Regions from separate parts of the Mus musculus genome. Here all the other regions are linked to region 1. A link is a loop called in an ENCODE intact Hi-C map of the cell type or tissue named here. Cell type or tissue: heart. All regions are shown on one strand.

The links. Hi-C counts contacts between places; a loop is a spot of excess contacts. Peaks named below come from ENCODE experiments on the same cell type or tissue, not always from the same donor. Only the 100,000 strongest peaks of a DNase experiment are listed, where the experiment ranks them.
Region 2: a loop joins it to region 1, with 4 times the contacts of the local background. A loop is called at or near these places in 7 of 42 quality-filtered maps.
Region 3: a loop joins it to region 1, with 2.8 times the contacts of the local background. A loop is called at or near these places in 4 of 42 quality-filtered maps.

What each region holds. Positions count from the first base shown.
Region 1 is chr14:60,582,965-60,590,964 of GRCm38, forward strand. It overlaps a transcript of Spata13 not described here. Among named protein-coding and RNA genes, the nearest start is that of Gm41166, 36 kb to the right of the region's middle. In heart, no CTCF peak of the experiment used is centred here; a DNase peak (open chromatin) is centred at 4,317; H3K27ac peaks cover 1,393 bases.
Region 2 is chr14:60,526,251-60,534,250 of GRCm38, forward strand. It overlaps a transcript of Spata13 not described here. Among named protein-coding and RNA genes, the nearest start is that of Gm41166, 93 kb to the right of the region's middle. In heart, CTCF peaks have their summits at 3,707 (motif pointing right) and 5,701 (motif pointing right); DNase peaks (open chromatin) are centred at 1,901, 2,961, 4,041 and 4,921; H3K27ac peaks cover 548 bases; H3K27me3 peaks cover 388 bases.
Region 3 is chr14:60,685,537-60,693,536 of GRCm38, forward strand. It overlaps Spata13 (spermatogenesis associated 13), which reads left to right. Exons shown (of 13, transcript NM_001033272.2): 2 at 5,318-7,012. The coding sequence starts at 5,459. Among named protein-coding and RNA genes, the nearest start is that of Gm41165, 5.2 kb to the left of the region's middle. In heart, CTCF peaks have their summits at 3,455 (motif pointing left) and 7,409; a DNase peak (open chromatin) is centred at 3,435; H3K27ac peaks cover 272 bases; H3K27me3 peaks cover 448 bases.

The DNA of each region.
Region 1 (8,000 bases):
TTAATTGTGCCATAGTCATAACAGCAGAACTGGAACGGTTGTCCATCAATAGATGAAGGGATAATGAAAACTTGGTATAGTTACACAATGAAATTGTTCAGCTATTAAAAAATGGAATCATCAAGTACATATTGTGCGAGTTCCTTTGTGATTGGGTTACCTCACTCAGGATGATGCCCTCCAGGTCCATCCATTTGCTTAGGAATTTCATAAATTCATTCTTTTTAATAGCTGAGTAGTACTCCATTGTGTAAATGTATCACATTTTCTGTACCCATTCCTCTGTTGAGGGGCATCTGGGTTCTTTCCAGCTTCTGGCTATTATAAATAAGGTTGCTATGAACATAGTGGAGCATGTGCCCTTCTTACCGGTTGGGACATCTTCTGGATATATGCCCAGGAGCGGTATTGCGGGATCCTCAAGTAGTACTATGTCCAATTTTCTGAGGAACCGCCAGACTGATTTCCAGAGTGGTTGTACAAGCTTGCAATCCCACCAACAATGGAGGAGTGTTTCTCTTTCTCCACATCCTCGCCAGCATCTGCTGTCACCTGAATTTTTGATCTTAGCCATTCTGACTGGTGTGAGGTGGAATCTCAGGGTTGTTTTGATTTGCATTTCCCTGATGATTAAGGATGCTGAACATTTTTTCAGGTGCTTCTCTGCCATTCAGTATTCCTCAGGTGAGAATTCTTTGTTTAGCTCTGAGCCCCATTTTTTAATGGGGTTATTTGATATTCTGGAGTCCACCTTCTTGAGTTCTTTATATATTTTGAATATTAGTCCCCTATTCGATTTGGGATAGGTAAAGATCCTTTCCCAATCTGTTGGTGGTCTTTTTTTCTTATTGACAGTGTCTTTTGCCTTGCAGAAGCTTTGCAATTTTATGAGGTCCCATTTATCAAATCTCAATCTTACAGCACAAGCCATTGCTGTTCTATTCAGGAATTTTCCCCTGTACCCATATCTTCGAGGCTGATAAGTGGATATTAGCCCAGAAACTTAGGATACCCAAGATAAAAGATACAATTTGCTAAACGCATGAAACTCAAGAAGAACGAAGACCAAAGTGTGGACACTTTGCCCCTTCTTAGAAATGGGAACAAAACACCCATGGAAAGGAGTTACAGAGACAAAATTTGGAGCTGTGACAAAAGGATGGACCATCTAGTGATTGCCATATCCAGGGATCCACCCCATAATCAGCTTCCAAACGCTGACACCATTGCATACACTAGCAAAATTTTGTTGAAAGGACCCAGATATAGCTGTCTCTTGTGAGACTATGCCGGGGCCTAGCAAACACAGAAGTGGATGCTCACAGTCAGCTATTGGATGGGTCACACGGCCCCCAATGGAGGAGCTAGAGAAAGTACCCAAGGAGCTAAAGGGAACTGCAACCCTATAGGTGGAACAACAATATGAACTAACCAGTACCCCGGAGCTCTTGTCTCTAGCTGCATATGTATCAAAAAATGGCTTAGTCAGCCATCACTGGAAAGAAAGGCCCTTTGGACTTGCAAACTTTATATGCCCCAGTACAGGGGAATGCCAGGGCCAAAAAGGGGGAGTGGGTGGGTAGGGGGTTGGGGGGGTTGGTATGGGGGACTTTGGGATAGCATTGGAAATGTAAACAAGGAAAATACCTAATTTAAAAAAAGAGAAAAAAAATGGAATCATCAAGCTTTCAGGTAAATGGATGTAGCTATAAAAGAATCATCCTGAATGAGATAACCCTGACCCAAAAATACAAATATGGCATGCATTCTCTTGTGTATGGATGTTAGCTTTTAAGCCTTTGCTATGCATACTACAATCTGTATAACCACAGAGGTTAGGAATAGAGTAAGGAACTAAGGGAAGATGAGGATCTCTCAAGCCAGGGGAAATAGAATAGTTAGGGAGAGACAGGAGAGGGACTAGAATGGAAAGGGGGAAGAGGAGGAAGAAGTAGGAACAACTAACTAAGGCATATTTAAGGTATATTTCGGGAACCACATGGAAACCGACAGTAGTAAAAATTTATATATTACACACACACACACACACACACACACACACAGACACACACACACACACACACACACACACACACACAAGAAATCTAAATGGAATTACCAAATAACAGGGGAGATAACGCCCCAACTACACATCTTTTACCACCAAGAGAAACCTCAGTGCCAGGAATGGGTGACATGTAATTGAATTGGTGGCTAAAGGGGCCCCATGGAAACCCCAAACATCTCAAGCTATTGCCAAGGTTATTGGTTCCTGTCCACAACCTGGTGGTAAGTCCCTATTGCTGAAGACACCACATCATACAAACCTCACTGAGTATGGAGAAGTCGAGCTTGAGCCTAACTAAACCCTCACCCCTGCTGACTCGTGTTCATGGTACCAGGAGATATTCTGCACTCTACCAGAGGATAAAGGCAACCACCCCACCAACTCAGTTACAAACTCTGAGATCTACAGTGCTAACCTGCCTGCATGGCACCCTGGTACAACAGTGGCGCAGATAATGTGGGAACAACCAGCCACAATCTTAGTGGCTTTAAGGTCCACTCAATGGGATGAACCCAACACTGCTAGGGTGGCCAAGAATCTGATGCTGGTGAAGCCATGGGCCTAGGAGAAAGCCAAATACTATTGTTCTGCTAAAGGAACACAGCAGTGACTCCTAAGGACATTCTGCTATAGCCACAGATCAGTGTCTCATTCAGTCATCGTCAGAGAAAGCTCCCAGCCTTGGTAAACGGGAACTAATACAGACAGACCCACAACTGGACAATGTGCAGAGGGTAAAAGCCTTTGGAACTCTCTGTCATAAATGGGACAACTCTCTGTCATTTCCTCCTCCCTCCGAAGCTCAGGGAGCTATGCAGAAAAGAAGGCGGAAAGATTGGAAGATCCAGAGGGGGTGGACGACACCAAAGAAACAGTGTCTTTAGACACAGCAGGACTGATGTGCACATGAACTCACAGAGGCTGGCAGCATGACAGGTTCAAGGCAGATGCATCCCAGCACTGAGAAAGCTGAACTCCCATCTCTAACCAAGAAGTCATCTCTAACTGGCAGCCACTCTCAAAGAAAAAACTTGTTTCCTCCAATGCAGTCTCACTGGGTATATAGACTACAATGTAGGGTGGGCCTCGTGTCCAGGAGAAGACAGCCATCACAAAAGAACTCAATGCCATCTTCATCTCATAATGCTTTGTTTGATACATATACATATACATATACATATACATATACATATACATATACATATACATATACATATACATATACATATACATATACATATATATATTCATTCTTTTATTATGGTTTCCAAGTTTGTATTTTTACGGGCTTTGCTGTGTGTGTATATTTTATTTATTTTTTCTTTTTTGTAAAATTTTGGTTTGTTTATTTTTATTTGCCTGTTTGTTTTCTAAAGAGAAAGAGAAAATGTGGGGTCAAATGGGTAGGAAGGGAGGACTGAGGAGGATCTGGGAGGACGGGAGGGAAGGGTGACTACTACCAGAGTTTATACTGTGATAATGTTCAGATTGCTTTAAAGAGTGTGACTAAAACAGGTGTGAGTGTGTGTGTGTGTGTGTGTGTGTGTGTGTGTGTGTGTGTGTGATAAAAAAAAGGAAAGAAACACAGCTCTGCTCTCCAAGGGAATGGGATGGTGTTTTCTAGACCACCATGAGTGGGTATGGCCTGGGAATACAGGTTTGGGTTAGTCCAGGTTCTGTGCTCTAACGTGATAACCATTCCTCTGTAGAGAGGGACACTCAGTTGAGGAACTAACTGCATAAGACTTGCCTGTTGGCAAGCTTGGGGGGGTGATGTCTTCATTAATGATCGCTGTAGGACTGCTCAGCTCACTGTGGGTGGTGCCTCTCTTGGGCGGGTAGTTCTGAGTGATGTAAGGAAGCAAACTGAGCAGGAAGTGGGAGTAAGGCAGTGAGCAGTGCTACTCCATGCTCCAGAGCCTCTGTTTCAGTCCCTGCCTCCCCGTTCATCCTCTGACAAGCTATAATGAACTGAAAACTGTAAGATAAAATACCCACCACCACCGTCACCAGCACCACCACCCAAGCCCCCGCTGCCAAATGTAGCCCCCGTCTTGCATTTCTCATCTGTTCAAACCAAGAGTCATTTTCCTCTACACTAGACTTGTCCCTGTATGTGAAATTGTACTCAGTTGCATCCCGGGAAGAGTCACGGCCAATTCTCAGCCTCCTGCTCGTCCTCTCAAGGCAGCCCAGGGATTGTGCTGCGCAGACTAAGCCTCTTAGTTTAGCAGCAGGTCAGCAGGAGCCACACCAGAACAACTCTCACATTGTGTTCCGGCTCTGAGTTCCAACAATCCGGTGATTGTTTCCCATGTGGAACCTCCTGGAGCTGAGGCCACGAGAGTTGACTCGCAGACCAGGGAAAACTTAACAGACAAGTAAGTTCAAGGTGAGGACCATGGGCCCTTCATGGAGAGTCGACTTTGTAGCTCTAAAAACAGAACCAGCTAAAAGAAACACAATAATAGCTCGTCTTGTAGAGAAAAGAGACAAGAAAAGAAAAAACCTCTTTATCTTTAAATTCGCTGGAGATTCCAGATAAAGCAGAGAGCCACGGCCCTGAACAAGCCTGGGTTCATACCCTCAAAGACTCCATGTCTCTGAGACTGGGACTCCTGCAAACACTGCGGGGACTGGTAGGCTTCTGCTTCCTGTCTGGAAACTGTATTCCTGGGAACTTTCTGATTAAGGCCAAAATGAAGGGGTGATAAGTGCAGAAAAAAGAGAGAGAGAGAGAACAAAATTTATGCTTGCCAGAGTCATGGAGGAATAAATGAAGCTTTTTATAACTCTATCAGGGAAAGGAAATTCTAGAAATTAAAGTAGCTGTGTTAAAGGGAGGAGGGGAACAACTCAAGATAACTACAGACCCACTAGGTGCTCGCACTCACCAGGAACACTGTGGACACAGTCAGTGTGGTACCCAGAGAGAGAGAGAGGCCTGGATGATCAAAATCTCTACCATGTACTGTTAAGGAACAACAACCACAACAAAAACAGCAGCAGCAACAACAAAAGGTTGTCAAGTAATCAATAAAATAAGATAATCCTAAATCCTAGGAAAGAATGCAATCAAACACATTAGCTTTTTGTTTAAATAAATTGTTTCTTCAGAGAGCAGTAGATACAAATTATATCATTTCTGAGTTTAGCAAGACATCAGGATGTTCCCTTCGCTGCACTGGATCACTCTCCCAATATTTATGTATTTACACTCTTATTCTGTGTGTCCTGGTGTAACAAAACACCATAGACTGAGTCACATTCCTTTTTCATAGTTTGCTCCTAAAAGTTCAATATCAAAACCCCACCAGGCCTGGTGCCTGAAGAATGCCAGGGACCACTTTCAACTCGGTGCTGAAAAGCTCTTAATTCACCCTGAGGGCTCTGCCCTGATATCTTAAGGCCCTGCCCCTGTGAATCCCATCAGAGGCGGTTAGGTCTCAGCTCCTGGGTTTGGGAATTTAGCCATCACAGTTCTGACCTGCCTGTTGCCGGAGAGCTTTTCGTTTCCAGTGTGGATGTGGCCTGTTTATATTTCAGAATAACGCCCTGGCTAAGCATTCTGGAAGCATTGAGTCTAAGATTGTTTCCCTTGAATTCTTCCTGGAATGCCCTCTGCACGCGTGGGTGGGAAGTGCTAAAGGGTGCCGACTCCCAGGCCCGCTCCTTGGTTCTCTTCAGAAGAGCCCTCTGAATTGCTAAGGACACTCACTGCTTTCACCACACACAGTAAGGATCCAGGAGACTCAGGCTGTGGCTCACCAGGTAGTCCTCAGTTTGTATCACACACTCACAGGTCAGCTCTTTGCCTTCTTCTCACCCTTAACTTTATGGGCCCCAAACACAGAGCTTTTGAGAGGCTTGCTCAGAAAGGTGCCTCTACTATTCTTCCCAGGGCTCTTTGTGGATATTCTGGGCGGCAACATTCCACCCTGTTCTGGGGGGGCGGGGGTGGGGTGCTCTATTCATTCTGTCTTCAAGGAAGTTTTAAAGTCTACCACTGATGTAGCACCCACTTGCTTCTCTAGGCCATTGAGGCTTGATTTCTTTTGCTGCTACTGTTACAATGTTAGAGTCTTAGGAGGGAGGGGAAACAGTGGTAGAGGCAACAGTGGAAACAGAAGTAACGCCAGTCAGTCTATGTCATCTACTTCCCTGTCCTGAGTCAGCAAAATTGAACTATCAGGAATTCATGAAAAACAATAGGATGTATTTTAAAGTTTCCCCCCACAATAGGCTTTGAAGTTTTATCCCTTATTGTTCTCCAAATAAGGCAATGTTCTCATGTCTGGGTGGACTGTAGGCCCCCATTTCTGTTGAGCTTGCTGATATACTTAACTATCAGAAATAAAAATACGCAGTGGAGTCTCAGTATAACCCACACTCCTCTCTGCCCTTTGCCTTACACTCCCAGCAGTGAAATGGCCAGCACAGTTTTTATTTTATTTTCTGTGATACATGAAAACATACAAAATGTTTCTAATTCTAATGAGGTGGTGCTTCACAGAGTGTACACAGGGTCCGATCCAAATGCGCCGACTGTCATTAAGGCTTTTAGCACACATTGCCTATGTCCTTGTAGAGAGTTTGTGCTCACTCCCATTCAGGGCTAGGCCTGATTTTTCTTCCAGCCTCAGATGCTGTGCTTTTAAACTTGCGAGTCTGACAGGGAACAGGCCATCTTGCTTCAACTTGAGGCTGCACTTCTTGTGAGCTATGAAAGCCCTGCTTGTATGGTGAGTGGGTAGGTAGGGGGCACCTAAGGGCACTTCCTTTACCTTTGCTGGATCCAGGTAGAGAAAAGGAGTTGGAAAACCAAAGCCTGAAGAATGGGTGTAGCCTGGGCTCCCGCACAGCCTGGCTCGCCCTGAACTTTTACTCCATAAGGCAAGGCGGTGGAGGATCATGGCTTGCAGGTAAATGAGTGTTGTTATGTATTCATCAAAATGTTATGGAATGTCACCATGCGGTAGGCCTTATGCAGGTTCATGGGAACACTGAAATATAAGACATATGCCCCTGTTGCAGGACGTTTGAAAGGTACTTGGAAAAGAGCAATGATGATAGAGAAATGATTTTATGATCTTAAAGGAGATCACACACAGGAAGAGAGCGCGTCTGCTCAGGGGATAACCTTGGGTAAGGAACAGTCACCTTTTGGGCCTTGGAGCGCTTGCTAGGACTGTTGTGATGTTCTCCCGGGTATTTGTGAAGTGTTGGAGTAGTTGGTGGCACTGTTTGGAGAGGTGTGGGAGGTGCAGCCTTGCTGGAGGAAGTATGTCACTGGGGGCCGGCCCTGGTGGTTCTTGTCTGGTTGGCTCTCTCTGCTCTCTGTGTGTGGAATTATAGTCTCTCAGCTTCCTTCTCCTACGCTTGCTACCATGCCTTGCTGCCTTCGTAACTCTTATCCCTCTGCAACCAGAATCAAAGCAAACTTTCTCTTCCACAGTTGCTTTTGGCACCACAATGACAGTAACCGTCTAAGTTACTGGTACATGTTTGCTTTGTCTGTGGATGTGACATCTCGTTGATTTCCTCCTTATTAATAAAAAGGGAACAGGGAAAATGTTTCTAATTCTAACCAAATAAACTATAATGTTTTCCGTTTTGTTTTTATGTTTTATCTTAACTAGGACATTGCTTTTGAACGTAGGTCTTGCTTGCTGAATCCGCCTTCCTGCGGGGACTTTTATTACTTCTGTATTGTTTTATGCAACTGAATCTTCTGCTCCCCCCTTTATTTTCTTCTCTGACTCCATCTTTGCCTTTCCTCCCCGGACATGGCAGCTGTATAAGGTGCATTTTTGGAGGCATTTGCTAGCATCTGGCTTGAGGTACTTTTTCTCCCTGTTTATAGTCCAAACTGACTCAGAGATTCCTCGTTTACATGGGTTCTGGTATTCAGGTTAGACCAAGTCTGTGTCAC
Region 2 (8,000 bases), 57 kb before region 1:
GTCTTGTCTTCACCAAAGTCACTCTACCTTGTGGCTTTTGTCCTGACTTGGCCCTTGATTAAGTGGATGGTGCTCACACTGGGGAGAAACGACCTCCTTTCCTCCTGGAAACAGCCTCTCAGACATACCCAGAAATAGCAGTGAGTTACCTGCTACCCGGGCATCCCTTAGCACAGAAAGTTGATATGTAAATTCTCTCTCACACTTCATGTGCCTCATTGTGCATTTTATTTGCAATCCCCAGGTGACTGACAGGTAGACCTACTGCACGTTCAATATTACATTATGTCATTTAGATAAATTAAAGCACCTGTCTATACCAACAACGCAGGCCCAAACACATGGAGCAACAAAAATGTAAACAGAACTTGATGGGGCACAGATATAATGAAGGCTTTCAATATTCTCACTGAAGAATTCAAGTGAATTGACCTCAAATAATCAAAGACAAATAGAATCTGAAAGAAGTCTTTCCTCATGCAAAAAATATATGTAAAATTTGCATCACAAAGTTGAAAATATGTAACTTTTCCTTATTTCTCATCTTTTAAAAGATAAATTTTATAGCATTTGTCAGAACCTTGATGACGAAGGACATTTCAGAGAGTTTAAGAAAGTAGAGTTTAGAGTCATCAGTCTCTTACCACCCCCCACCCCCCCAGCCCCGAACAGATGAATCATATAAAAGTTCTCTATTTAGAAAACAAAGTGCATTCATTAAATGTTCCCGAGCAAGCAGGAAGCCGAGGCTGCAGTGAGTCATTCAGCAAGAAGGCAAGAGAACGACAGCTCAGCAGTCAAGAGCACTGGCTTCTTATGCAAAAGACCAGGGTCTGGTTCCCAGCACCCACACAGTGACTCCAGGGTGTCCAATACCCTCTTCTGGGCACACACACACACACACACACACACACACACACACACACACACACACACAAGCGCGCGCGCGTGCACACCAAGAGTCCTCATAGCAGACCTACAGCATGCACAAAAAGTTGTCTTTGGAGAAAATGGCTTTAAACGCTGTCTTTAGTATAATGAAAAATTTAAAATAAGAGTTAGAATTCATCTTAAGAAACCAGAAGACAAAAAATAACAAGAAGAAAGGAGAAAAGAGACTTAAGACAAGGGAAGCAGTTATACAATTAATTTAACAAACAGTGAAACAGGCATAGGGGCTACGCATAGGGGCTAAGTCCTCAGCTACTTAAATTTAGGATTCAGGCTAAGGAATGTCTGAGTTCTAACCCTGAACATGATGAGGAGCCTAAAACTCTTGATTCTACAGTTGTTGATTTCCTTTGCCGTAAAATATCAGTAGCAGCAGCATTAACAATGACAACAGTCATGAGAACACTAAAAATGCACATCCTATAGTTCAAATTAGGCAATGCTTTACAGTATAAAGTCTCTTTGGAAAGTCTACTGTATATACATGTATACAGTTGGTTCCAGGGTTCCCAAACACACCACAACCCAGAGACTGTGAAATGGTCCTTGGTGTCACATGTGCTGAGACCCAGCAGGCATCATCTTACACCTGACATCTTCTCTAAACAACCTGGAATTTGCAGTGCAATGTAAATGCTGCATAAATGGTCATTGGACTCTTTTGGTCAAGAATAATGACAGGAGTTGGTGGAAATGTTTCAGTATGTCTTAGTTAGGGTTTCATTGCTGTGAAGAGACACCATGACCAAGGCAGCTCTTATAAAGGACAACATTTAACTGGGTCTGGCTTACAGGCTCAGAGGTTCCGTCCATTATCATCATAGCAGGAAGCATGGCAGCATGCATGCAGGAAGACACGGCACTAAAGGAGCTGAGAGTTCTATATCTTGTTCCAAAGGCAAACAAGAGAAGACTGGCTCTTCCACACTGGGCAGAGTTTCAAAGTCCACCCCCACAGTGACACACTTCCTCCAACAAGGCCACAACTCCTCCAATAAAGCCACGCCCCCTAAGAGAGCAACTCCCTGGGCCACACATATTCAAACCGCCACACAGTACAAAGAGAATTAAAAATATATATATATATATATATATATATATATATATATATATATATCTGCAGTGTGTGATTGGTTGAATTCAAAGACGCAGAATCCACGGGGAGCCAACTGTACTGTATATTTGCCAAGTTTGGAATATTACACACCGTTACAGGGAGGGTAGAGAACCTGTTTGTTATGGAGGGCTCCCCCCACATGTGTAAATACTTTGGAGTCCCTTTACTGTGTAGCCAGCATATGGTACCTTCAGGAGGTTCTACAAAGCCAGGCAGGGACAAATCATGTGACCTCGTTTGCAGACATTCCCAGACCACCAGAAGAAATTCAAGGATTGACATTGCCCATGTGCGTCCCAGGAACTGTCTGAATTAAGGGAGTAAAATGGGACTAAGCAATAGGTGGTCCATGGTTGTCACAGAAAACAGAAGTCCTCCAGCTCACATGACTCTGGGTCCTTGAAATCTGATAATGCTGATAAGTCACTTCCTCAGAAGCGCTGCTTGGCCAGATCTCCACAAAGAAAAAGAAAAAGAAAAAGGAAAGAAAAGAAAAAAAGAAAAGAAAAAGAGCCGGGTATGGTGGCGCATGCCTTTAATACCAGCACTCGGGAGGCAGAGGCAGGCAGATTTCTGAGTTCGAGGCCAGCCTGGTCTACAAAGTGAGTTCCAGGACAGCCAGGGCTACACAGAGAAACCCTGTCTCAAAAAAAAAAAAAGAAAGAAAAGAAAAGAAAAAGTAAAACAAACAAAAAATTAAACAACAACAAAAAAACCTCATTCTAAAAGAGCCAATGCCAAAATAAAACAAACCAAAAGAGGTGCATCATTGGTGCCTTCTGCCGTGTAGGCTCAGAGGATGGCTCAGACCCAGCAATGATCATTCAGGGGCCGCTGTCCCTGAGTGAAGCCAGCAGCCAAGACAGAAGAAAAGAGCCCAGCTGGTGTCCAGCCAGAACAGCACCAGGGCACAAGGTGGCAGCTGCCAGGGCTCAGCCTTGGGCAAGAATCCAGAAAAGATGAAGTCATTTTCTGACCTGTGTCCCAGCCAGGAGTTTGAATGCAAAAAGGGTTATCGGTGAACTTTCTGAATGTCTTCTGAGGCTTGCTTTCAGCTCAGAGGCAGAGCTCTGGCACAGTATGGGCAATGGCAGCCAGTGTGTCATGGGACACTGCCTTATAGACAGCTGCAGTCATTACACAACACTCAGGTACTAAGACGGGGGCAAGTTTGAACTATTTCCCTATCACAAAACGCCTACCTTATTCTCCAAAATGTGCTGTTTTCTGTCTTTTGTGCTAAAGCACAAAGACTGTGTTACCGTTGTGTGTGTGTATGTGTGTGTGTTGTTTTTTTATCTCTAGGACATCCTTACCTGAGTATGTGTTGTGAGCTAAGCCAGGTTGTAGACCCCCATCAGTCTCATCTCCAGCCTTTCCCTACTGTGTGGACAAAGCTATGGATTCTCAAGAAAGCTGCTGGGGGAGCCCTCCTGAGACTTCAGACACCTGTATCTATTTTTCTTCACGGGGGGGGGGGGGGGGGAAGTGGGGTGTGTGTGTGTGCAGAGTCTGCTTGACCTGCCAAGAAGATGTGAAACTAACAAAGAAGTTTCCCATGGGGGGGGGGGGAGTGTTGTGAGGGGGGGCAGGCAGCCAGCAGAGGGCAGCTGTTCCAGCCACGCCACCTCAGCCTCACTACCTGCACCTCTAGGGTCTCTGCCTAAGGATGCTTCCCTCTTACCTCATGTTTAGGGGTTCTGGAGTGACAGCCACGATGGCATGGGGGCGGGGGCGGGGGGAGAGGGGCAAGGCACTTGAGTGCACACATGCATAATCTGGATTCAGGGATGAGGTCATATTCCCAGTGTGAGGGAATTCCCAGTGTGAGGGTTGGGAGAAGAAAATGGCTTTGTTACAATTCTGCTAGACTCCTCACTGGCCCAGGACAGTGCGGTTGTCTAGAGAATGTTCCTCATTGACAGCCCAATGAGAGTGGAGCCCAGAAAACTCCCCAGATGAGGTCATATGAGAGACTTGATGGGGGTGGGCGGTTTGGGGGAAGGGGAGGAAAGACTGGCAGAAATTAAAGATATCTGAGCTGACATTAAAGACATCAAGAGCTGGGGTGGAAGATTCTCCTGGGACCTGGAGGACACAGTGGGGGTCCTGGGGGGACAGTTGAGACAGAGGTATGCAGGCTTGGGGACTCATAGGCCCTCTGTATGAGGTTTGTTTTTCTGTCCTCCACTCTGGCCCACTGGCAGCTCCGCCCACCTATCTTTCCCACTGTGCTCTTTCTCAGCCTTCCTGTTCTTCATGGCAGGGAGGAGTCGGTTGGCCTCAGGCTGAGATCAGCTTTCTCTACTCACCCATCCACCGTGGGCCTCTGGGGTCGGTCGCTCAGACTTCTGCTATTAATGCAGCACCAAATGGAGGAACCGGAGACAAAGCCTGGGTCTGCAGGCTCCCCCGCTCCGACTCCAAGGGGTTCACACTGATATTATAATAGTTACTTCCTAATATTTAAATTCCGAATGGCCAACACTTACATTCAAGGTCACTGCTAATGAAACAGCAATCTGTATGCAAATATGTATTGTTGTCTGTGTATTTATGCGTACTCTCCACCCCTTTAATCCATCATAGGAGATATCATGTTATAGTTATTGATTAGGAATTCCTCCAGATCATCTCTTCCTGCTTCCCCACCTCTCACTGAACACCAACCTGGAAAAAAAAAAAAGGAAAATGCAAAGTGGGGCTGCTTTAAGAGCTGTCTAGGCACAATACAATGCACTAACCTTCCGTGTAAAGGACATTTTACAGGCAGCACCTGAACACTGCATTCCTTATCATTGCACCGGATGCTGTCTTCTTCTGGCCAGGAAGGTCCATCCTTTGTCCAGTCTCCCCTCTTCCGCTATGGCGCCTTGTCTCCTCATGGCTCTGCTCACCTCATTATTTATAAGATACATCTCCTGTTTTCCATAGAAGACTGCTCCACGGAATTTCCTGTAGGGCTGTTTTGGGACTAAGAAGCTCAGCTTTGGTTATTTCCCCTCCACCTTGCATGAGGCTATAGTTGGCAATTCTCATTAAATCTCACCCTCTCCTGATGCTCTTAGGGTCTCTCTAGTCCTTTAGCATTTTATTGTGGGTCTGTAAGACCTGTGTGTATCTCCAGCTCAGTTACTGCCTCTGTGACATCGTTACTTTAGATATAAAGCACCAAGCGCTTAGCTAGCAACAATGTTTCTGATTTCTTCCATTTTTTAATCACAAAATTTAGACAAAGGTCTTAGAAGAAATTTACTTGCCTGGAGTTTCAAAGCCAGTCCTAACTCAGAATCACAATTGACAGAAGCTAAGCGATAGTGTTGAGAAACACCATTGCTTCAGATACGAACACCTTGTGAATATGGTCCATGGAGGCTGTCTCTCTACCATTTAAAACTTGGGTCCTTAGCCTCGACTCCCTGAATGTCAGTATTCAGACAGAAGAGGACTTTGGGATTTAAGACCCAGCATCACCTAGCAGGGGTGTGAAATCTGTCAAGTCATTCTTACCCTAGATTGCACCAAGAAAAGAAAGTGATGAGCCTGCTGGGTACCTAACAGTCTTGTAAGCTCACCTTGTTACAGGCAGGATGTGGAAGCCAGGGCTGGTGTTGCTCTGGAAAGCATTTTTCTCTCTAGCCACTAGATGGTGGAGAAGGGCACATCTGCTCATCTGTACATCTGCTTACCTGTACATCTGTATATCTGCTTACCTGCACATCTGCTCATCTGTACATCTGCTCACCTGCACATCTGCTCATCTGTACATCTGCTCACCTGCACATCTGCTCATCTGCTTGCCTGCACATCTGCACATCTACATGTCTGCAGGGCTGTGTTGGGGGTGGGGGGAGGTGCTGTCTTTCTGCTAAGAGGGAAAGAGTATTTTGGTTAGCAGTTTGTATAGAGGCTGGTGGCTTGGATTATGATTCAGACTCAAACTTTAAGAGATACATGGGGGAAAAGGAGTTCCTTAAATGTATGGTCTCCATTTGAACCCTGACCAGACACCATTTCCAATCTCAGGAACTGATTCTTGTGTGCTATGGGTAGAAATTTATACAACATAGGGGCTCACAGAGAGTCAGACCCAGTCTTCCTATGTACATGTGACAGACGTGCAGCTTGGTCTTCATCTGGGTCCCCTAACAACAGGAGCAGGGCCTGTCTCTGACTCTGTTGCCTGCCTTTGGAGCTCTTTCCCCTAACTGGGCTGCCTTCTCAATAGGAGAAGATGCGCTTAGTCCTACTGCAACTTGATATGTTGGTGGGTTGATATCCACAGAAAACCTGGCCTTCACTGAGGAGAAAGGGAGGGGAGAATGGAGAAAGGGGAGATAAGGAGGGGAAGCTGAGATCTGGATGTAAAATAAATAAATAAATAGAAAAAATGCCATTGTCCCAAAAAAATTGTTAGAGGTCTTTCCAACATCATCAGGCTCATAGAGCACAGAGGAAGAGCTGTTCTAGGTTATGTGCTTGTGGTACAGGTCCTAAAACTGTAACAAGCTGGTCTGTGTCTCTAGCCTGATGGAGACCCTGCATAGCTTTGCCCACGCAGGAAAATGGAAGAAACGCTGTCCTAGCTGTCCACAAAGAAAAACGCGTTAGAGTTCCATTGCTGTAACAAAATGCACAAAACAATCAACTCAACTTATAAAGAGGAGAAGGTCGAGTGAGATCACAATTTCAATGCAGGTGGCCCAGTTGTGGCCCAGTTGCTTTGGGTCTCTGTCAGGCAGCATATGGTGGTAGCAGTGTGTGGCAGAGCAAATGCTCACCCCCATGGCCAGAAGCAAAAGGGGAAAGCGAGGAGGAAGAGAGACTGGGGTCATGCAATTTTTGTGGACACGCCTTTAATGCAACCTTCCCAGTATACCCAACTCTTAACCAGGTTCCATCACCTTCAGTAATGCCAAGCTACCAAGCTCTAACATGTGGGCTTCTGGGGGACATTTCAGATGCAAACAATAGCCAGGGGTCACTCTGAGACACTGTGAAGGGACCAGCATGATAGTTCAACGGGTAAAGTCGTTCACAGCAAAAACCTGGCCTCAGTTTGATCCCTGGAACCCACAGTGAGAAGAGAAGACTCCTGACGCTTGTCCTTGACCCCCACATGCCCCCGTGGAAATGAATGCATGTACACAGATGCTAATACTTAAAAAAAAATCCTGACACACAAAGGAACAAAGTGTATATAAAAAAAATAAAAAATGCCATGAAGGATCCTCATGCCCCCCCTCCCCCCGTGTCGGGGAGCCTCCATTCCCCCCACACTGGAGAGCACACTCTAGGGACCACGTGTGTAATCCCACAGGTCCGGGTCCAGCCCATTAGCCAGGAAGAAAAGCTACTCACGATGGGACTGCAGAGATCCGCAAATGCACTTTGCAGTCACCTCGGATAGACGCATGTCAAGTTTAACAAAACGAGCTCTGTCCAAAAGAGCTTTTAAATAGGAGGTTTCCCGGGAATAATTAATTGCTAAGCTGCTCTCAGAGGTAGCAATGTGAGACACTAAAATCCCAGCCTGCCAGCAGAGGCCTTCTCGGGTCAGGCACAGGAGACGTGCAGTCGTGTGAGGATCGGAACGCTGAGGGAACACGCAGTGCTCCTGCTAATCCCTCTGATGATCCGCCCTCCAGCGCTTAAAAAATAAGCAAATTTAGCTAACCCTTTCGGAGGGGACTTATTGTGACTGTGCGCTCACACTCATCATTCAAAGTGTTTGTGAAGAAAACAAGGCTGCTTAAGAACAGAAACGCTGTACCCTGTCTTACTTCACACAGCCTTGGAGGATTAGGTTGTGTAAACTACAGTCTCCATTAGCCCCCAAGGCTGCCTGTTGCCTGCAGGGCCAGGGGTTCTCGCGCTGCACTGCACATGTGCTACAAAGAGCCAGCTTGTGATTCCACAGACATGCTCATTT
Region 3 (8,000 bases), 100 kb after region 1:
ACGGCTCCCATAGAAAAGCTATGTGGCCTCAGACTGATCTAGCTGATGTGTGCAGAACACATAGTGTTATCCCCATCCTCAGTCTGCCCGTCATTCACCTGGTGGATGATGAGGACGGCGAAATCAGACTTGATTTTGTTTACTTTAACACACTTTTCAAAGTCTTCAGAGATACTTGGAGAAAGCAGAGGAGGAGCAAAATGCTGGGCCAGGGTGGTAAGCAGTAGGACCAATTGAGCTACATAGAAGGTGCTGAGAACCAGAGAAAGGGCTCCTGTGTTAGAGAGGGAGGGAGAGTTTCTCAAGAGCCTCCTCACTTGAGTTAATGATGTCATGGCAAAGTACATGCCTATGGAACAGGCAAAGAGAACTGCCTCTAGCTATTGCAAAGAGACTCCAAGACAGGATTTTGTGTATTCAGTTGGGCAAGTTGGCAGATGTGCAGCTGACCCCTACACTGGAGGGGAGGAATGGTCACTTGAACCCACAACCTGAAAGAATCTGAGACGTAAGGGGACAGAGCCAAAGCAGAGACAGATGTCACCCACAGAGGTGCTGGGGCCTCCTTCCTCCCACTCCCAGATCCCCGCCCACACTTGGCTCCCACTGACCAGACCTATCAGATGCCTTTAGTCATGATAGCTTGGAATTGTGATCCCCTGCAGGAGAGAGAATCCGAGAGCAGAAGAGGATCTGCAGTGGGGTCAGCCTGTGGCCTAAAGGAGTAACCCAGGGGCGGAGAGCTTGCCTCACTTGCGCAAGACCCTCAGTTTTCATCGTCGTCGTTGTTGTCGTTGTGGTTGTTTGTTTTAGTAAGCACCACAGAGCCAAACAGAATGGAGCCTGGCTGGGGAGAGGTCTGGAGACCTGCAGCCAATGACATGGCATTCCAGTGACAGTTCCATTTGCAGACCAGGAAGTACTCCGGTGACAGAATGAAGGCTGGAGGATGGGGGGTGATTGGGATTACAAGATGGGAGGGAGCCAGGGCAGACTTGTCCAGAAGGAAGGCGCCTCAGGCTAGGGATAAGGTAGTGTGCCACTCCACATCCCTGGAGGTCTCGTGAGCCAGGCAGTGATGGTCTCTGAGACTTGGTGGCCACAGAGACTGGGGCAGAGGGCTGAGAAGGTCTCTAGGTTCTGGCCGATAGGTGACAATCCTGAACTAACTCCATGCCCAGTCACTGTACTCTAACTGCTGGTCGCTCATCCCCACCCATCACCTAGTAATGGTCCGCATCAGTCAGACTGAGACCTCAGATCGTGCTGAACCTAAAATGTGTCCATCGTTTGAGTTGCCGACACCTCTCCCTTTGTGCTTCCGGGCTGTTGCTAAGTGAAACCAGGATTACTTGAACTCAGCACTGCAGTGCCACCGACAAGCATTCTGAGACAGATGGCTACTGAATGCCCAGTAGGAGAGAATGTAGTGTACGAGGCGTGGGTAAGCCAGGCAGAATGACAGTTTATATCCTAGCCAGGACAGGGAAGGATGGTGCAAGATGCAAAGAAAAACCTATGAATTGCCTGCTTTCGGGACACTCGTTTTAATGATTTTTGGGTCTTTTGTCTGAATGTAAGTGGAACCATGGAGATGAACGGGGATGTGCGGCTGTTGCACGGTAGTCCCCAGCCTCGCTGGTTTTCGGACGAGCATCGGATGTGCTCCGAGGTGGTGTCCGTAGCCCAAGCTGATGCATAATTTTACCCCTCTGACATTTCTGGTTCTAATTGAAATGAGTTGGTCACAGCTGGTTTTGTAGAGATTTCTCATTACGAGTGGGGAGAAACATTCCACTGTGGAGTTCATTCACCCCGGAGGCCAGCTTGTGGGCAACTGGATGTCACAATATTCCCATCTCGAATTCTTTCTTGGAGTTCCCTTCAGAAGCATCTCTGGCAGGGGTCCCATGATTTATCAGGCTTGCCATGGAGCCAGTAATTGAATTGCGACCCTTGTTAGTTAATGGGGGTCAAAGCATCGGTTCTCAATAACGCAACTTGGTGTGTTCCTCGGAGATTCTGGGAAAGCTTTTGTTCCTTCCTGTGACTTTCACTTTCCACTCTAAAGCAGTAAACAGCCTTGCTTGGCTCATGGACAGACAGTAAGTACATCGTTAGCTTTCTAAACCCATTCAGATGGAGTCTGGATCTAAATTTACGTGTTTTTTTTTTAATAGTAAATGCTTACTGGTGTAATAAAAATGTAAGCATCTTCAACCTAGAGAAATAGGGGCAAGCAGTGCCTAGAGTGCTACTTGGGTGGCTGAGGCAGGAGGATTGCTGTTCAAATACAAACTTAGTGAGACCCTGTCTCAAAGTAAAAAAGTAACGAGACAAATAACAACGACCCAGTATCATTGGAAAAAAGGGCTGTGATACAGTTCAGTGGCGGGAGATGTTTGTCTAGCATATGTGAAACCTCTTAAAATGTAATCACCAGCCGGGCGTGGTGGTGCACGCCTTTAATCCCAGCACTCGGGAGGCAGAGGCAGGTGGATCTCTGAGTTCGAGGCCAGCCTGGTCTACAAAGTGAGTTCCAGGACAGCCAGGGCTATACAGAGAAACCCTGTCTCGAAAAACCAAAAAAAAATAAAAATAAAAAAAAATTTAAAAATGTAATCACCAGTTGAAGAAACACACACAAGTATGTCATGATCTGTCACCTAAGTAGATACAGTCAGGAAAACTGATGCAGTCTTGTATCAAGATAATAGTCTTGAGTAAGCTGAAGTGTTCAGTCTCATGGTTCTCAAACCTTAACAGCCCATAGATTTGCTCATATTCCCACAATATCATTATGCATTGGTAATACATGGGGTGAGGTTCCACCGCCCTGGAAGCACATACGGATTTTCTTACTCACTTCAGAGGTACAGAAGTGACCCCTGAATTGGTCTTGAAGAATGATTAGATTTTATACTCAGGGTATGTAAACATCCTGCCCCATTTCCCATGATTCTCAGCGCTCATTGCATTGGGCCACCCCTCCAATGGCAGGCACTGCTCTGCTTGCTGTACCCAGTTTGTTAAGGACTGCCCCCCACCCCCACCCCCCAGCTGTTGCCTGAGAGTTGAGACTGGTCACCTTCATTCACCTCCTGCCAGGCACACCGTGTTCCCAGCTGTCCTTTCCTCATGCCAACTTCCACTCACCATCCTGAACCCCTCGAGGGGCCTGGCCTGCTGCTTGCACCCTCTGGAGGATCATGGCATCCTGAGTTGATGGATAGTTCCCTCTTATTTCATAGACAGCATGAAGCACAGGTTGCTGAGATGGCTTACTGGAGATTGTGTGACAGTAGTAGGTTTAGCATCTAGGCATAGCCCCATGTCTTTCAAGGAGCATTTTCAAATGTCCCAACATGCTTCTCTGTAGCCCTTGAGCCTCCAGGGTCCTCTTAACACAGGCTTTGTCCTGGACTAAAAAGGTCTCATGGTGCCCTCTACTGGTGTCACCAACTTCAGCCCCGCTCTAAGGCGGGAATCCTGCTGTCCCCTGTGTGACTGACACAAGTCCTCGAAAGACCATTATTACTACTCGGCCTTGTGGTCAGTTCTTGCCTGCAAACTGGATTTGGACACTTCTCTCTGTGGTTCATTTTAAGACTCTGAGGCGTATGGAAGTAAGCACACTACCACCATGCTGAGGACAGGCAGGCAGTCTAACTGTTGGTCCCTTTCGCCTCTCAGGCAGAATTAAGACTCAGCTCATGTGGCTCATTCAAATGCACCCACGGCCCCTCCCCGCCCCCACGCCTCTCACACACCATCTTCTCCATTAGATTTGTGCACCGCAAAGGGCCCAGTTAGGCCATCAGTCTTCCTATTAGTAAAGTGCTGACAGCCTAAGTCAGTAGAGACTCCCACATCCTGGGTGGCATCAATCCTTTATCTGTTCCCCCTGGCTCTCCCTGACAGTCCTTCCTCACTGGGCATGATACAGGGGCCAAAGGGGAAAGAAAGCAGTGCGCAGGAGCAGGTAATGCAGACTGCCGCTTCACATAGATCAAGTCCAGCTTGAAAAATGGTGAGCTAAATAAAATAGAACCTCAGGTTCTCTCTACAGTTTCCTCTTCCTGCCTTGGCTGTTTCTAGGAGGTAAAGGCCTTGACTAGTATCTGAAACCAAGTTGGGATTTGATTTCTACAGGTCGGAAGGTGCTGGAATTGGAGTCAGGTGCCCAGGGTACAGATCCCAGCAGTGCCTCTGTCTCTCTAGGCATTGGTTTAATGCATCATTCAGAGGGGACTAGCAGCGGGACCTCCAGACAAATGCCCTCACCTGCCTGCGTGGCCATGCAGTTTTCTGAGTGCATTCTGATAGCCCCAGACTTCTGGGAAGGCTCAGTGATGCTGTAAAGGCCTCAGCCCAGAGCCTCTATCTACCCTTGACCTTAGTCAACCGCCTAGAAATGATGTAAGCATTGTCTGACCGATGGCCTTTTGTGGTCTCATAATCTGAAGCTCAATTATTAATTTATTTATTGGAAATAGAAGGGCCATGACATTTGAGCCATCCTATGAAGGCCGAGAAAGGCTGAGATGGACTTGATTGATGGGAAAGGTTAAAGATGTGGTGTTCTCACACACTTTTGGGGGTTAGGTAGTGCTGTGGAGGAGGCTTGGGCAACCTTGGGAGGAATGGGCACAGGAATGTATAGAGGCTTGGATGTAGGACCAGAGGGAAGAGGGTATTTTAGTCATATGTCCATGTCTTGAGTTTCTAACAGCCCCATGTGTTTCCTCACATCACTCTATGGACAAGTAGAACTTTCTGGGTGTCTTCTGCACACAGCCTTTCCTCCAGCTTCTCTGGCTTGGTATGTTGTGCCCTGAGTCCCTATAATGCCGTAAGTTTCTCTTACAGTTTTCCTTAGTCACTTGGCCTCTGTCAGAACTCCCAGGAGTCCACCAACCGAGCCCCTGCTCATACAGGCTGGTGTTTCAGTAGGCGTGTTTGGAAGTCACGGTGGGGTTGATGTTTCATAATAAAAGATCCCTTCCGTTCACATAAAGAACAAGGTCTTACCATTTGCGTTCCAGGGTCTTCTCGGGGTTTCGGGATTTCTCCGTTGTGTCAGATGTACATCCATAGCTGTCTTTTTCGTTTCTCCTTTGAGGAATACATCATTTGCATGCCTTCCACTCTTGCTTTGATGAGAAGTAGATTTTAGAGTAATTCTTAATGACCCAGCCTTGTCCTGGAGCTTGTGGGGTTTTTCTTCTGTTAGCAGTTGTTAGCTTGAACGATCAGCCTCTATAGAGGCGCCTCCTTGGGGACAATGGTTAAACGCCTGCTTTGTTTTGTGCTGCAGGCAGTAGCTGTGACTACGGATCCAGATGCACACAGCAGATGTGAAAGCCAGGCTGCTGTCCTTGGAGATGAAGGTCTGGAGCAGGGACCCCCAGTTACCGGCGTGAATGGGGGTTTGAGCCAGGCTGCCCACCCCAAGAACATGACAACAGCCCAGGATGGCCATGGGCAAGGTGCCACAGCCACTTGTTCAGCCTCCAACCCAAAGGCCCCGAAAATGGTGACATCCTCAGCATGTCAGAATGGAGGCTGCAAAAGCAGCCCCAGCAGTGATCCCGAAGCCGGGGAAACCAGGCTCAGCCCATCGAAGCTGGTACGTCTCTTCTCTGGTAGTCGGAAGAGGATGAATTCGAACTCTGAGAGACCTCGCTCAGTCGTCCTTGTGGGGAATTCCTCCACGTGGAATGCCCTGGCCTCCTTCCGTAAAATGGGCTCCTTTAAAAGACTAAAATCTTCTGTCCTTCAAGGAATTCAGAACCGGGAGGGGGCAGAAGTTTCCAAGGAGGAGCCTACAGGAGACCCAGGAAGGGCTGCTCCCAATGGCACCGTTGCCATCCTGGGAAAGGGCCTGGGCAGGTGTACATCCTTGGGCCCTGTAGGAGATGGCGCCGGGTCTGACTGCTCAGACCCCGAGGACACGGAGGACGCCTTCCAGAGGAGCACACACCGTTCTCGCAGCATCCGCAGGGCCTATGGCCTGGGCCGCATCAGCCTGCTGGACCTGGGGCGGCAGCCAGTGCCGGAGCCCGCCGTGTGTGAGATCCAAGTTCGAGACCCTGAACCCAGCAGGGCTGTGCCTCTGCCACGCAGAAGCAAGAGCATCGACAGCTTGAGCGTCCTGAAGAGCTCCTTCAAGCGCAAGTCTGCATCCAACCTCACGGAACTGCAGGGTGACAGGCAGGTTCCCTCCAGAACCTTGAGCAGCTTCTTCACAGACCCGGAGAAGCCGGGTGGCTCAGAGAGAAGAACCAGACGCTGGAGGAGCCCCATCCGGGCCAAGGACTTCGACAGAGTCCTGAGACTGGTGAGCAATGTCAAGGATGCGGCTTGGAAGAGGGAGGCCCCCAGGAGTGCAGCCCCTGGCCCTGGTCCCGGTCTCGGGGATGAGAACCCACTACTTGCGCCACGAAGCAAGCTACACGATGACTACTCGCGTCGTACTAGCAGCAGCGTGGAGCCAGATGCCAGGCGTGGCGGCTCACCCTGTATCCCTGCACCATGCACCACTGCGCCCTACGCAGCTCCAGAGCCCCACTTAGATGTGGATACTGCAGTATTCCCCCTGGAAACTAAAAGTGCTCAGCCACTGGGAAATGATGGACCTCGTGCCAGCAGTCCCTCACCAATCCCCACGGACCCAGAAGGGTTGAGCCAAGGCTCCAGTGAGGCACATACTGGCAGCCAACATCCTTTTAATCCCGTGCAGCTTCCCACTCCTCTGAGACCTACCACACCCAAGCCCCAAAGCCCTCAGAGCCCAGGGAGTACTAAGTGCCCCAGTAGTCTGAGTGTGCTGTCCCTCAGTTCAGCGGACAGTGAAGAGCGGACTGAGGATGCTTCGCACAGGCAACCGGGACCCGTGTCCCTCCAGGATACTGTCCTTAACGCTGCTGGTGATGTGGGGGGAGAAAGCGGTGACAGCTATTTTCCCGAGAATCTCGATGGAGCCACCCATCCAGAAGAGAAGAAGGAAGAGGTAAGGGTCTGGGTGGAGTGCCTCTGGTGGGTGACAGTGTGGGAGGGGTGATTTCTAGTATTTGCTTTGCCATTCATCCAGCGATTTCCAAAGACTCCTGGTTCTGTCTGTGCTAAACTGGTCATATTCAGTTTTAGCGGAGATGGAAGTTATTGGCTTAGCTTGCCTGGTTCTGGATGTGCCTCCCTGCCAGGTGTTTACGTGGCACGTGCAAGGTTCCAGGTTAGCCCTCCAGCACCAAACCACACCATCCCACACACCTTTATCCCACTTAAAATTGAATTTGCTAATAAATACGTTCCCTTGATGTAGTGTTTGCCACACCATTCCTGGAAAAGATGTTTATTGAGTATCTCCTATGTGCTGCTAGGTCCTGGGGATTAATGTGACCACTAGGGTTTCTCAGCGTTTTCACATTTGGAAAGCATTTTATCACCCCCATACCATCCGTGTATTTGACATTGTTGCTGTTCTCCTTCCCGACAGAGCCCTTGTAAATGCAGTTCTTTGTGTTAGAGAACATTACGTGTCTTGAGTCCTTTTATTTCCTAGGAGTGAATTAGAACTGTGCTGCTCAGTACCTGTCACGCCCAGGATAATGCTTCTTCCAAGAGAGTTTAATGATGGCCATTGTGCTTATTTTTAGGGCAGAGCTCCGAGCAGCTCTCGGATCAAGTCAGCAAATAGCTGTCTGAGCTGCAAGAGCTGAGATCCTTTCACGTCCTGTCAGGCAGCCAGACAGTTTTACTCCTCTGTGCAAGTCTCACTTTATAAGAACATTCAGTACTATCACCTTACATAGCTAAAAGACAGAAGCGTAGCCGCGTGTGCGGGTTGTAAATGTTCTTTGCATAAATTTCTAGACGGTGTTACAGCTGTGAATTGGTGCTTGCAGCAGGAAATTACTCCTTAGCAAATGTTCCCTCCCACTCAGCCCTGGAGAGGGCCGGCAGAGGAACGATTGCACAGTTGGGTATGCAAAGAGAAG